2 separate regions of the Homo sapiens genome follow, and region 2 is linked to region 1. Evidence: chromatin loops called from intact Hi-C (ENCODE). Cell type or tissue: PC-3. All regions are shown on one strand.

Region 1 (5,000 bases):
ACTGAGTATTTTTATGATTTCATTATATATCCACTCTGGGCTCATGTTAAAAAAAGGCTTAATGGTCATCCTAGGATCCCTAATGCATGGATCTTTAATTAACTTCAGTCTATCTTGAAATAATACTGTACTATTTCATGTATAGTTTGATGATGTTGCAACAGTATACTCAATTCTTCCTGCTTATCCTTTGTTTTATTGATGTCATATATTTTAGTCTTATACATGCAATAAACGTATAATACGCTGATACTGCTTTGCCCTAGACTATTGGTTATCTCTTAGAATGGTTAAAATAAGACAAAAAAAGGCTGAGGTGGGAGGAATGCTTGAGCCCAGGAGTTTAAGGCTGCAGTGAACTGTGATTGTGCCACTGCACTCCAGCCTAGGTGACAGATTGAGACCCCATCTCTAAAAATAATTTTTAAAAACCCCTCCTCAAAACCAAAAATTTAAAAAGATAAAAAGATTATATTTACCTCATTTATGCCACATGAACATATACCACTTATGAATTATCTCAACTTTTCTTTGAAAAATGCGTGACATTTATGTTTAAAAATATTTTAATTATTTTTATTTATTACCTTCATTTATTCAATTTGAAGCATTCTTCATTTTAACATTTCTTATACTGTATATATGCTGCTAAAGAATTATGTCAGCTTTTGCTTGAAAAATTTTCTCAATTATTTGAAAAATATTTTAGCTAGGTATAGAATGTTGGTTGACAGTCATTTTCTTTCAGCACTTTAAGATTGCCATTTCACTATCTTATGGCTTGCTATAATACTTTCATTTATTTTTCTGCATGTAATATGTGTTTCTTTCACTTGGAGCTTTGAAGATTTTGTCTTTATCTTTGGACTTCAGTAGAGTGTGTCTAGGAGTGTTTGTGCATGGACATGCATGCATGTGTATGTTTTGGTATTTGTTTTTCTTGTGTTTTCTAAGCTTATTAGGTCTGTGGGTTTAATGCTTTCATTACTTTTGAAAAAGTTTTGGTGATCATGTCTTCAAATATTTATTCTACCCCATTCTCTCTTGTTCCTCCTTCTGGTATTCAGTTGTACAAATATTAGATTGGTATTATCCCACAGCTCTCAGATATTTTTCTTTGTTTCATCACTTTTTTTTCTTCTTCGTAGTTCAGCTTGGGTAGTACCTACTAACATATCTTCAAGTTTACTAATATTTTCTTTGACAGCATCAAGTCTACGAAAGCCTTTTTTATTTTTGTTACCGTGTTTTTCGTGTCTAGCATTTTGATTTGATTGCATTTTAAAATAGTTTCAGTCCCTCTGCTCATCACTTCATGTACATTCCCCCCTTTTCATTATGGCTTTTAACATATTAATCACAGTTATTTTAAAATTCCTTGTCTGATAGTTCCAATATCTGAGTCATATTTGAGTTTGGCTGTCTTGGTTGTTTTGTCTCTAGACAGGATGTTTTTCTTTGTTTCTTTTTTGTTTGTCTTGTAATTTATGACTGAAAATAGAACATTATATGTAGGGAAAGTATGCGATATTTTTTGCCTGGAAGTGAGCAAATCTTTTCTAATGCAGGATGTTTAGTGTGAGGGGGTTGAGTCAGTTTAGTCAGCATTTGAGTTGGGTTTTTGTTTTGTTGTTATCGTTCATCTCAGTGCAATACAGGCTTCAAAATGCTCTATTACTACATTGTGTTTAGGGTAGGGGCTTGTTTGTTACACAGTTTTGTCAATATTGGCTCCATCTTTAACATCGTCTCCTCTTTTTGCCTATGCATCAGAGAGTGTCTCTCCTTTCAGGCTTTTGCCCCTTCCCAGGAAAAGCCTGTTATTATGCATTACTTATTGTTTGCTAGTGTGATGTGGTTGAGTTGGAGGTTGTGTTTCCTGCTGTTGTAGAGTGCTCTCGGTCTTAGGCAATTGCTGTGTTCCTATGTCTTGAGGTTAGGACGTTCTCAGTAATCCTGCCTCTCTCCCCGGAGACAGGGGAATCTGCAGTGGTCTGACCCCAGGAGTTTTTCCTGCCCCTTCCCCAGGGATAGAAGTGTTTACTCTGTTCTGCTTACTCACCTTAACGTGTCTTTACCTGTGGTCTGAAAGCAACAGGATTTGCTGTTGTATTAGTGCATTCTCATGATGCTATCAAGAGCTGCCTGAGACTGGGTAATTTAAAAAGAAAAGAGGTTTAATTGACTCATAGTTCCACAGGGCTGGAGAGGCCTCAGGAAACTTAAAGTCATGGTGGAAGGGGAAGCAAATGTATCCTTCACATGACAGCAGCAAGAAGAATGAGAGCTGAGTAAAGGGGGAAGTCCCTTGTAAAACCATCAGAGCTCATGAGAACTTACACATTATTATGAGAATAGCATGGGGGAAACCACCCCCATGATTCAGTTACCTCCCTTTGGGTCCCTCCCACCACATGTGGGGATTATGGGAACTGCAATTCAAGATGAGATTTGGGTGGGGACACAGCCAAAACTTATCAGCTACCCTTCCCCAAGTGGCCTAAGGCTTTTGTTTCATAGTGGAAATTCAAGAGCAGAATCTTGGTGGGGCTTCTTATTTTGCCTGTAGTAGCCATTGTTCCCCTTCCTCATGACTGTATCACGACAGCAGCTTTCTCTGCCCCTGCTCTCCACCCGTCTTTCTTGTGAGTGCCTGGTGAGCTCTGTGAAGAACTTCTAAGTGGGCTTGAATTTCCATTTGGTTTGTGACTCCCATGGGTTCTGTACTTCTGTGCTAGTCCACTGGGCCTTTACAAATAACTGGAAAATATTCATTTAATTCTTACCAGCTTGTATGAATCTAGTATCTGCCCCTTGCCAGCAAGTGCTTGTGTTCTTTCTCTCCTTGAGATAAGTTGCCTCTTTTTAACTTTTGGACTAGTTGGTTGCTGAGTTTAAGAAAATATGTGATTTGACCACTTATATAAATTTTGTTGTTGTTTAAAGAGTGGGAGCATTATTTCCAACTGTCTACATCTTAAGTGGAAGCTGGAACATAGAGTTTATATGCTTAACACTACACTGTGAAATTGAATTGGACATTCTTATTAAACTGGGTAGCATGTTTGGGCTGAGGGATAATTGTGTAAAGAACATATTGGTCTTCCATTAAAGAGTTCTGTGATGTGTAAGATATATGTAACCAATCCTATAAAAAAAGTTTGTGAGAAGTTATAGTTATGTACGTGATAACTTTTGTGATGATTTTGCCAGAGGTGATCAGATAAAGTTCTTGTCAGGATGAGTCAGAATTTAATAAGTGAATGAAAGGAGAAAGGCATTCCACCTGGAGGAAATGTCGTGAATGCTGACATGTGAACAAGCCTGACATTTTCAGGGATGGATCATGAGGCTAGAGCTAAGGCTGTGATTGGGAAGGTCTTTGGTTTTTGTGTTAAGAATTTAGCCTTCATCCTGTGTATTAGTCCATTTTCACACTGCTATAAAGACATACCGGAGACTGGGTAATTTATAAAGAAAAAAGCTTTAATTGATTCATAGTTCTGCATGGCTGGGGAGGCCTGAAGAAACTTACAATTATGGCAGAAGGTGAAGGAGAAGCAAGGCACATCTTACATGGCAACAGGAGAGACAGAGAGACAGAGAGAGAGAGCGCACAAGCGAGAGTGAGCAAAAGGGAAGCGTCACTTTTAAACCCTCAGATCTCATGAGTACTCCCTCATTATCATGAGAACAGCATGGGGGAAACTGCCTGCATGATCCAATCACCTCCCACCTTGTCCCTCCCTCCACACATGGGGATTACAATTCAAGATGAGGTTTGAGTGGGGACACAGAGGGAAACCGTATAATCCTGTAAACAGTTGGGAATCTTAGAAAGATCTTAATCAAGGGTAGCACCCACAGAACTCTGATATAGAAGGATAACTTTAGCATCAGTTTGGAGGCTAAATTGGAGGGGAGAATATTGGAGAACTATTATAGTAGCTTGTAAGAAGGAACCTAAGAGAATATGAACATATAAAGAGAAATAATTGTCATTATTTTGTCATTGTTCCACCAAAAAGACGTGCCATGAAGAGTCTGTGACATGGTTCTGGCATGCAATGGGATACCACCTCATTACTGTGGAGGCAGAAGACGAGGTTCCCCTCTTGGCATCTTTGACCCTTGAAGAGGTGCTCTTCATTAATGCTGAGTTAAGATGGGAGTTCCATCTCCTCATGTGGTTTCCACTGACCCTGCGGTGTGGGTGGCCTCATTACCACTGGGTTGTGGTGAAAGTCTTGGGTCTCTACTAGACCTCCCTTGACATCACCTAAATGGGGAGGGGGAGGTGTGCCTCATGACTTCCAGGCAGGGGTGGTAGATGAGGCTTCCCAGATGGTCTCCAGTGAACACTGTGTGGGTGGGGGATACTCACCTCTGGCATCAGGGATAGAAGTTCCAGTTCCTAGCTTGGCCTTGTCTGGCATGCCTTGTGAGAGTATTGGGTTGCCTCATTACAGATTGGTGAGGATGGAAGTCTAGGTTCCCTATGTGGCCTTGTCATGGGTGAAGATGAGGACACAATTTTTTTCTGTGCTGTTTGGCTGGAGTAGAGCAGGTCCTATCTAAACATTTTCTGGCTTACTAGGCTGCCCTTTTCCTAGTCCTTTGGGAAGAAAGAGCAAGCCTTTATTGAGACTTTTGTTTTGGTCGGTGTACATTGACATTTTTGTGTTGCCAGCTTCTTCAGCTTCAGGTCTGGGATATATGAGGTAAAAGAGCCCAGGGAACTCACGACTGTGTTGTTCCTTGAGTCCCAAGGTTCCTATCCATTCTGCCTTCTTCTCTGTACTTCTCAGTCTTCTGATCTCTGTTTTATAGACAATGTCTAGGGTTTAGGGTGGTACTTAGAGGGAAGAAGAGGGAAAAGTATGCTCCCTTTAGCTTCCTGGAAGTTTTCACATTAGTCCTTAAACAGCATTATGACTTTGAATTCCACCCACTTCTTTCCATTTCACAGGCAAAATAAGAGCAGTAGAAAATGATAAAGA
Region 2 (5,000 bases), 110 kb before region 1:
TTTATTCTTCCTCACCCCAGCCCTCTCATGGCTCTGTTGCTCCCTTTGCTAATTTTGTTCCAGGGCTGACTCTCCTCCGTGGTGACCTGCCTGCTGCTCCAGACTTGTATCCCCAGCTTGGCCTTCCCAGTGGAAAAAGAGTTTCCCTTTCACAATAGTTCCAGTAAAAAGTCTCAGGATTGACTCTCATTTGGCTGATGTGGGGACCAAGAGGCTTTAGAACCGATGGGGGGTGGTGACATCCCTTTCTGAACCATGTGGACTGAAGTTCAGGTACATCAGAGTGCTGGAGAAGGGGAATTGAGGACTGCATTCAGAAGAAAGGGGATTAGATACCGGGCCGGCAAGAAAACTAAGGCACCATTACTGTTCCCATTGGCCAGGCTTGGTTGGTAGTGGCTGTAACAAACAACCCCCACATCTCAGTAAAATACAGAATAAACGGTTTTTTTTTTTCCTTCCCTTTGCCACGGTCCAGTGCAGGTGGGGCCGCCTTCCACAAGCCTTCCTCAGTGTGGTGACTCAGGTGTGGTCCTGCTGTACTGGAGTCCTTCACTTCCAGGGCATCAATAGGAGGAAAAGAGTATAAAACAGGCCGTTATAGCGACACTCATGTGGTGTAGAGAATTCCTGCACACTTCCCATTAACTGGAACCCAGTTCCTGTTCTTGATCTTACCAGAAGAGATACTGGGAAACTTCGTGTTCTTATGTGCCCAGAAAGAAAGTGAATGTGGTTTGGGGAGCACACAGCATTGTTATGGCCATAGCCAGGCTGTTTGGATACATAATTGGATGACAAGCAGCTGGTACTAAACCAATATAAAGTTAACGCTGGGTATTTATGACTTGTACGTTTATGCTTTCCTCTGAAATGCCTTTCATTCCTTCTTTGATTTTAGATATTGTCCTGAAATTCTGCTTTTATGTGAAGCCTTCCAATATGGCACTGTATAAGAGCTTAGACTTTGGAACCAAATGGCATAAGTTAAGTTTCAGCTTCCCCATTTTCTAGGGGGTGACCTGGAGCAAATTAACCTCATCAAGCCTTTGTTTCCTCCTCTCATATACTGTGCAAAAAGAATCATTAATAATAATCCAGATTTAAAAAGCATTCAAATCACTTGGGTGCTTGTGACGTTTTCTTTTTTTAGCTGTAATTTTACTTAGCAACTCAGTGAAGCTCAGCAAATCAGTGGTACATCTGGGCGTGGGCTGCACTGTAGGCTCCCATTTTCCATCCACTAGAATCTTATGATTTCAGAGCCAAAGGGAAGTTCAGTGGTCACCATTCCAACCTCCCCATTTTACAGAAGAGGAAACTGAGGCTCAGGCAACTTGATTGTGCACATGGTGGCAGAGCTGGAGGTAGGTCCCATGTCCCCCGATTCTGCATCTTCTGATTCCGCATCTGAGAGCCTGTGGCTCCTCTCTCAGCGGTGGCCTTTTTCTTTTGCAAATCTTGTTACCTCAACACATCAAAACCTGGCAGTCTAAGGAGAAGGCTCCTCAGTTCTACCCCACAGCTCAGGAAAAAAAGGCCTGGCTGGCATGGTGGCTCATGCCTGTAATCCCAGCACTTTGGGAGGCCAAGGCGGGCAGATTACCTGAGGTCAGGAGTTCGAGACCAGCCTGACCAACATGGTAAAACCCCATCTCTACTAAAAATACAAAAAATTAGCCGGGCATTGTGGCAGGTGCCTGTAATCCCAGCTACTCAGGAGGCCATGGAAGGAGAATCGCTTGAGCCCGGGAGGCTGAGGTTGCAGTGAGCAGAGATTGCGCCATTGCACTCCGGCCTGGGCAACAAGAACGAAACTCTGTCTCGAAATTAAAAAAAAAAAAAAAAGCCTGTTCATTAGGTTCTCGGTTCTCTCTCCGTACCCACCCCCTGCCCCCCAAATCAAGTGTAGACATCTTTTTTGTGTTCTAGACATAAGACCGTCCTATCTGCAGCAACTGTGGTTTAAAACTTTTTGGTTTTACAGAGATGGCTGCTGCAGCTCAATGAGAGGTGATAAAGACATAGGTAATTGCTGTAGAATAATCCTGCTGCCAAGAAGATGATTGAACTCCCACACAGAAGGTGAACAGATGGTATATTTATTGAAATTCATAGGCTGTGAGATGGAATAATTTAACTGATGGCTGGGCACCCTCATTTCAGATTGAGGGAGGTTCTCAGAAGAACAAGTGTGCCGCTAGGTGGCGTGATTATCTAGGGCCCAGTGTGGTCTTCTCAGAGAGGGAGGCTGGATTCTGTGCACACTCAAGAATCACTTCATTTCCTAATTGGGATGACAAATCTTCCCTGTGGCTAAGTAGGAAACCATCATGTTTTTAAAACTTAAAATCGCTTTAATTATAAAATAAATATTTACCACTAAGGACTTTTGCATGGAAAAAATGCAATCAAATGACAGGATATCAAATTACCAAAGAGATGGGGTCATGGCTTGTTGGGGGGCAGTTTCTGGACCAGGAGTAGCTGTGGGCTCCAACACTGTCTCAAAGCATTGGCCCATCTGGGCCCAATGACATTTGCTCCCTGCCAGCTGCCTCACTCCTCAGCTCTGCCCACTGCTTGCAGTGCAGAACGGCAGAAACAACGGGGGCTCTAGAAACCTCATTTTTGGAAGTTGGTATCGTTAATGGCATTATATCAGAGGAAGAATAAAGGAATCCATTGTGAACTAATGTGAAGGAATGGAGGTAATGATTAGATCGCACAGGTAGGTTGATAACAACTTAACCTCTGATGGTTTCCCATCCTTATCTCTTTTGTTTAGTTAAATTTTTTTTAAAAAAATCAAAGTTCTTCCTCTAATGCTGAATCCCTCTGGCTTCCAAATCTAGAGCACCAAGAAACTTTGCCAGTGACTTTGGGATGCCCACACCTTGCTGATTTTGTGTGGGTACCACTTCCTGCTTATGTTTGATTTCATAAATGTGTCCACTTTTCAGCTCAGCAAATATTCATTGAATCTTTTTCTTGTTCAAGCTGTTCCTTTTTGTGTCTGAGTTTTCTCATCTGCAAAATGAATATAAATACTTGTCTCAAAGGGTTGTTGTGAGGATTAAATGAGTACTTTTATGTAAAATGCTTAAAACAGGGCCTGGCAAATAGAAAGTACTCAGTGAATATTAGCTGTATTTTACTATTACTGCTACCCCCACCACTAGCTACTATTGTATTACTACTACCACACCACTGATGCTGCTGCTGTTACTATGTATTTCTACTATATTGTTACTACTACTGCTACTGTTACTCTTGCATTACTACCACTGTTACTCCTACTATTCTGAATTAATTGGATTTTTGAGTCTTTATTACCCTGAATTGTAAAAAAAAATTAATCTTGTCAATTTAAGGTACATTTATTCTGCATTTTTAGGTAAATATTAGTTATTTAGGAATTTTTTTCTATGATCACTTCTCCTCAGAGGATGAGCTAACCTCTTAGGGTTTTATCTCCAGCCTGGCAGTGCGCGTGGGGACAGTGTGGTTCATGATTGCCCTCTGTTTGCGCTGGGCTACCTTGTCATTACTGTAGTTTGTTCTTTGGTCTTTGCCCTTACACCTCTCTGAGATCTCAACTGGTCGCTTTGGAGCCATTTTTTTTTTTTTGGAACTTGGTGGGCGTGGGGGATGGGATGGGTAGAAACCGGTCAGAATTTTCCAGATCTTCTCTGGCCCTGTGCTTTGTGAGGCTCAGCTAAGGCTTATTCTTGCTTATATGGGCAAGAACCCCCATACGTCACTCACACACTGCTGTGGGGACCAAGCTGGACTAGAGGTCTTCCTGCAAGGTGTACAGGTCCCCTGGGCTATACCTGGGAAGTAATGTACAAACCCCTTTGTCCTGGAGTCCCCACACTGAAGTGAGGTTTTATCACATAATTGCCTACTTCATTTCCACATACCTACTCATAGTGGAAAGGGTTTTGGGAAGAGGATAGAGTGTCCTTGAGAAATGCTTCTAAAGTCATAGCACAGAGAGGACTAGTTGAAGGCTCAAGTATATTGTCAACCATGAAGTTGTGCCTTAACAGTTGCTCTGGAACAAAATCCTTGGGTATGGCCAGTTACCCATTCAGACTGAAAATGGGTGGTGGTGGTAAGGCCAGAATGAGTTAATGAAAATTCTGGGTTATAGACTACAGAAAGAAATAGAGGTTTTTGGACTGAATACATGCCCATTCAACATAGGCCAGTAAAATATGCCAAATAGGGACCTTGTCACACTTTAAAAAATGAATATATAATAGTGTTTTCACTTATATATGTTGTGCTTGAAAATATTTTGCTTTATGCACTTTAGATGCTCATCTTATAATTTTGCATTATTTATAAAGAAATATGTAAACTCTAGCCCCCTCCTCCCATATCAAAAACTCAAAAAGAAATGGTTAATAAAGTTTCCTTTTATGTATTACTTGGGACCAGAATTAGTTGCTTGTTAGAACTGAGATTTATCCTATTAAATTGAGATGATCTAAGACAGAGGTCAACAAACTATGGCCTCTGGGCTTTGTTCCACTGTCTGCTTTGTATGAGCAAAGAATAGTTCTTACAGTTTCAAGTGGTGGGAAAAAAAAGAATATTTCATGTGAACATTATGTGGAATTCAAGTTTCAATGTCTATAAATAAAGTTTTATTGGAACACAACCATGCTTACTTGTTTACGTATTGTCTATGGCTACTTTCACACTACATTGGCAGAGATGAGGAGTAGCAACAGAGACCATATGGCCTACACCGAAAATACTTACTGTTTGACCCTTTCCAGAAAAATTTGCTGACCCCTGGTCTAGAACGTGGAAGCAGCATGAAATGAAGAGGAATTTAAGGAGACAGCATTGTTTTTAGAATTTTCTTTACGTTGTCTACAGGTAAGAGCAAAGCGGCCTCACAGTGGAGGTGTTGATCTTGTGGAAAGCGGGTGGAAAAAGTTGTGCTTCCATCAACCAGTGCATGGTGCTGTGTCAGCTCCACC

The links. A loop is a pair of places that touch in the nucleus more often than their neighbours do. Peaks named below come from ENCODE experiments on the same cell type or tissue, not always from the same donor. Only the 100,000 strongest peaks of a DNase experiment are listed, where the experiment ranks them.
Region 2: a loop joins it to region 1, with 5 times the contacts of the local background. A loop is called at or near these places in 1 of 110 quality-filtered maps.

The regions. Positions count from the first base shown.
Region 1 is chr14:62,000,650-62,005,649 of GRCh38, forward strand. The region is part of intron 3 of SYT16 (synaptotagmin 16); the gene reads left to right. Among named protein-coding and RNA genes, the nearest start is that of LINC00644, 140 kb to the right of the region's middle. In PC-3, no CTCF peak of the experiment used is centred here; DNase peaks (open chromatin) are centred at 1,522, 2,172 and 3,262; H3K4me3 peaks cover 2,055 bases; H3K27ac peaks cover 4,492 bases.
Region 2 is chr14:61,892,460-61,897,459 of GRCh38, forward strand. All of the region lies in intron 1 of SYT16 (synaptotagmin 16), which reads left to right. Among named protein-coding and RNA genes, the nearest start is that of SYT16, 82 kb to the left of the region's middle. In PC-3, CTCF peaks have their summits at 2,197 (motif pointing right) and 2,402; a DNase peak (open chromatin) is centred at 2,222; H3K27ac peaks cover 61 bases.